Regions from separate parts of the Mus musculus genome. Here region 2 is linked to region 1. A link is a loop called in an ENCODE intact Hi-C map of the cell type or tissue named here. Cell type or tissue: heart. All regions are shown on one strand.

Evidence for each region. Hi-C counts contacts between places; a loop is a spot of excess contacts. Peaks named below come from ENCODE experiments on the same cell type or tissue, not always from the same donor. Only the 100,000 strongest peaks of a DNase experiment are listed, where the experiment ranks them.
Region 2: a loop joins it to region 1, with 10 times the contacts of the local background. A loop is called at or near these places in 3 of 42 quality-filtered maps.

Annotation. Positions count from the first base shown.
Region 1 is chr2:148,170,298-148,172,797 of GRCm38, forward strand. Gm36597 (a long non-coding RNA gene) reads left to right here and starts at 310. Exons shown (of 3, transcript XR_375096.1): 1 at 310-381. In heart, no CTCF peak of the experiment used is centred here; DNase peaks (open chromatin) are centred at 1,004 and 1,564; H3K27ac peaks cover 925 bases.
Region 2 is chr2:148,404,852-148,407,351 of GRCm38, forward strand. Thbd (thrombomodulin) reads right to left here. Exons shown (of 1, transcript NM_009378.3): 1 at 1-2,500. The coding sequence ends at 1,362. Among named protein-coding and RNA genes, the nearest start is that of Thbd, 2.1 kb to the right of the region's middle. In heart, a CTCF peak has its summit at 1,500; a DNase peak (open chromatin) is centred at 1,510; H3K4me3 peaks cover 2,148 bases; H3K27ac peaks cover 1,375 bases; H3K27me3 peaks cover 1,430 bases.

The DNA.
Region 1 (2,500 bases):
AGGAAAGCTATACCAAAAGGCACCTGAAGGACAGGGCTCAGGTCTGTAACACACCCTCTAAGATGGTAAGAGAGGTCAGCATAGTCAGGGAAGGCATGGGAAGACGAAGGCTTCCTAGCGTCCCTCACTAGTCTGCCATCTCTAAGCTGATAGTTTATCACACAGTGATTCCAGAAACAGCATGATGTAGGACAGCGTCCATTATGCTGAGAGCAAAAACATCTGTAGTTTGGCCTATTCTCAGCATACACCTGTGCCCGTGAGCCTCTTAACTACTTCTATAATTTTCCCTGTATCATTGGCAGGAGGAGATGGGTGGTACCATACTTCCTGACTTTTTCCTGTGTGATCTCTCCTGTTTCTCGAGGAATCAGTATGCAGGTAGGAACCACTATCTATTTTGAATCTCTCTGACTGATAATTGTTTTGTTTTGTTGTTTGTTTTCTCAACAGTCTGTATTCTCAAAGGCAAATGCAACTGAACTCTGAGGGTTGTGGTAGGGGGCTGCCCCTGATCAGCAGAGTTACCCACGTCATCCTAAGTAGGGCCACGTGTTTCAGATCCATCTCTGGGAAATGCTAGGAGTCACCTCTGTGCCTTTATTTAGTTGCCAGTGATCTCACAGGCGAAGTGTCAGTTAGGGAGAATGCCTGAATCATATTTTCCAAGTAAGAAAGTGCAGGTTAAGGAAAGAATACTGTGTAGTTCATGCTAGGAAAATGATGTCATTCTACCTTAATTAAAAAATGTATTTTTTTTAAAAAGAGAAGAATATCACACACAGAATGAAGCAGAGTCCTTGAGTTCTAACACCAGACTCAATCTTCAGTTCTGGCCTACTCCAACCAGACTGCCAGAGCTCCAAGAGACCTTTTAGTTCCAAACTACCCCAGGTTCAGGAAGGGATGTCACCAGTTCACCCCTGGATACACTTGGTTCCTAACACTCCTGCTGGACTCAAAGGGTGGAGTGGGATCGACTCAGGGAAAGAGCCCGTGACAGCCTGAGCCCAGTGTCCTGCAGTGGGTGGTTCCAGGAAATTCCAGGCCAGAGGGCCTAACTGGCTGCTATTTTTAATGTCTATGAAACAAACCCAGGGAGAAACTCAGTTCAGTCAAAGCAAAGCAATCGTCTCAGAGAAGGAAGGGATGGATAATGTGCACCAGTCTCTGTGCCTCTGGGTGAAGCCATGCGTGTGGGCAGCTTATAGCTACAGCATCCCCTAGACAACCACACAACAGTTTATGGCCATACAAGTCTGGGCTGACCCTTAAAACAGCATCTTAACAGAGGAGTGCTATGTTTCCTGGGATTGTATGAGAATAATGGTTTCCTTTGACTGGTCATGCTCCAAAATCTACATTCCAATATGTTGTACCAAACTCTGCAAGTCAGAGTTCTAAAATGAGGCAGCCCTTAAGGGCTCAATTGCTTGATAAATCCAGCAGGATTACTCCAATATCAAAGTTAGGGTTCTCTGAACCAGCCCACATACCATCTGGCATCTCTACATGTCACCCCTGCTTCCTGCTGGCTCCTCCCTCAAAGGACACAGGAAGGTCAAGGGAAAAACAATATCCACATCCCCTCTAATCCTAACATTGCTTCAGAGTCCAGTGCATAGTCTCTGGTCACGTGGATGCCAGTCTAAGGGACAATGTTGTTCCTATAAGACTCACACTCTAGTAGTGTTGTTTATCCAGGTTCCTTCAGGACATCAGAGCCCAGGCTGTGGATGTAGCTGTTAGTAGAGTACTTGCCTAGCATTCAGGAAACACTGGCTTGGTCAGAACATGTCATGAACTGGATATATTGGTGTAGGTCAATTCTAATTCCAGCATTTGGGACATAAAGGCAGGAGGGTCAGTAGTTCAAAGTCATCTTTAGCCACGTAGTGAGTTCCTGGCTATCCCAAGCCACATGAGAGTCTGCCTTAAATCAGTGGATTAATTTGTTTTTTTTTGTTTTGTTTTGTTTTGTTTTGTTTTTAAAGAAAGAAAAGAACATTAAAACATTTCACAGTGTAGAAACTGAACAGAGATGCTCAGGGCTCCTCTATTGGATTATACCTCTATGAAACTTTGTCACAACACTGTGACAAACCCTGTGCCTGTCTGTCTGTCCTACTGTGTCTAAGTCTGGCTCTTGGAATTTATGTGGGCTATAAATGCAGATTGGACTGCAGGTTCTGGGCTGCTGGAGGTTTAGTGTTCCTCTTTTGAAACACTATGGTGTACACACAGACCTGGTAACTGGAGAACTTGGAGGTTTCTCACATTCATTCTCTCTCTCTCTCTCTCTCTCTCTCTCTCTCTCTCTCTCTCTCTCTCTCTCTCTGTGTGTGTGTGTGTGTATGTGTGTGTGTGAGTGTAGCTACATATGGTCAGGAGTCCTTGGACATCAGAAACAAGTGTCAGACCCCCCCCCTGGAAATTACAGACAACTATATGCTGACATAGAGGCTAGAAATCAAACTCTGCTCCTCTGGTGTTTTTAACA
Region 2 (2,500 bases), 230 kb after region 1:
AACTCTTAAGACCAGTTGTCCTGAAATGACTGGACAATGTCCCTGTGGATGTTGTCAAAATGCAGATTCTTATGAACTGGCACACTGGGGTGGGGCAGGGGTGGGGGCTAGGATTTTGCAATTCTAGCCAGATCCCAAGCGAGGTCCCAATTCTTGTGTACAGGCCAGTGGCCAGGGCTAGAAGATCCCTCTGAATTACGAGATATTGTTCAAGAGTCTCATTAAAAGAAAGCCCCATCTAGGCACCCCCAGACTCCATTCCCAAGTTTCCATGTTTCCCTCAGCAGCACATTGCTTGTATTTCGGGACTACAAGGGGCAGGCACAGTTGAGAGTCAGCTCGGCACGAAGCACACAACTCATGCTTTACTGGAAGGTGCTTCCATCTGTCAGGCTCTGATATGTTGAGGCAGGACCACATACATCCTTGGAAAGCTATGAATGTGGCCCAGTATGTCTCAAGATAGCAATGTCCTATTGTCATGTCAAAGGGTTGGACAAAGGATCCTCTGCACATTTTGAACACTGTCAAAAATTAATAACACTGTAGAGCCTGCATAAAAATCTTAACAATAATGACCTCTTTTGTCATTCCCATTCAAAACAACAGCAACAATCATAAAACCCAGGCTCACCCTTTCAAAAACAAAGATTTCAAAAAAAAAAAAAACCCTACTTCCTTAAGTTTATTTTCTGTGACATTCCAGCACTATTGACTAGTTAGTGTTCAGCTGAAATATTTTAGCTTTTGTTAAAATTCTTTTGCTTTGGTTACCTGAAATTTCTGACTAAATACCCAAAGCCAGTGAAAAAGAACGTTTTCTGCTTTTAGTGTTTCTTTTCTGTTTCACATAAGAGTTTGGAAACAACGGTAAGGGCAAAGTTATGATCAGGTTTGGGGAGGAGAATGACAGGAGGGGGGGAATGGAGGGACTGAGAAAGCTGTGGGGGGCTGGAGACTTACAAGCAGAAGAAAACTGGAGGGAAGAAAATACTAAATACTTTAAAAAAAATAAATATCTGGGTCATCTCCAGCCCATGGGGTCAAGGTTTGCCTTCAAGCCTACAGATCAGCAGCACTAGGAGGTGAGGTGAGGGACTGGGGTACTCTGGGATCTCCGCTGTATTTGCCACCTCCGCCCAGTTGTCCAGTATCTACTTGGAAGAAACTGGGCTGTCCTGCTTCAAGTCCTCCCTACCCTCGCTTGTCCTGAGAGGATGGGCTCTTCTCTGGTTATTATACCAGCCAGGGTGCTTTTAAGTTGCCAGAGAACACAGCTGGGAGGCTGGAGAGAGAGAGAGGAGAGGAGAGGTACAGAGCCCGGAAAGACAAAGGCCACCTGGGTCTCTGGAGCAAATCCCTCAGAACTTCTGCAGCGTCCGATCAGTCCTGACGTGCTGCAGCACTACCTCCTTGGCGGAAGATGCGCACTTGTACTCCAGCTCTGCACGAGCAGCGCCCTGCTTCTTGCGCAGGTGACAGAGAAGCGCCAAAAGCGCCACCACCAGGGACAGGCTGGCAATGGAGATGCCAATGAGCACGCCAGAGTGCACTGGCCTTGCAGAAGGGGGACCTGTCGGAGAGCCTGGCGTAGGGCTGACTGGAGGCTCCCCAGAGCCCTCCTCTTCCTTGGTGTCTTCCCTAACAGGGATGGGGTCACAGTCTTTGCTAATCTGACCAGCAAGGGCTGTGTCAGGCCCGCAGATACACTCATAGGAGCCAGGGAAGTTTCGACATTCACTGGTGAAGCATTCGCCTTGACTGCACTCATCAATGTCCGTGCATACGGAACCCTCGTCCAGGATGAAGCCTTCAGGGCATTCACAAACAGTAGGAGAGTTAGGGTCACAGTCTGCTGGGCACGAAGTTTCATTGCAGAACATTTCGCACTTGTGCGGTTCATCCGGCTTGGGTGCGAAGCCTGGAGCGCAGATGCATCGGTAGTCGGTGGGGCTCACTGGCTGGCACTGAAACTCGCAGTTAGATCCGAAACACGGATCCAGAAGCTCCACGCACTCTCCATCCACCAACTCATAGCCATCATAGCAGAAGCATTCGAAGCCGCCCTTGGTGTTAACACAGAGCTGGGGACATGGATTGGGCCCCTGCTTACAGTCATCCACGTCCTCACACCGGTGTCCGTCTGCAGCCAACTGGTAGCCTGTCTCACACATACAGGAGTAAGAGCCTGGCACTTCAGCGTTGCTGACACAAAAATGCTCGCAGAGTTCGTTGCACGATTGAACCACAGGTCTTGCACACGAACGTCCATCGGCCTGCAGGTCCATGTCTCTGGGGCAGAGGCATCTGGGTTCATTCGTGCTCCTATTGCACAAGTACTCACAGCCACCATTCTCCACGCTGCAATTCCAGGCTCCTGTCGCTTCCCAAGCCCAGTGTCCCTCTGAAGTTCCGGGCGGGGCCCTGCACACCAGCTCCAAGCCAAGGGGCTCCACCGCGGCGGAACTGCCTACCGGCAGCGTTTGAAAGTCCGCACCAC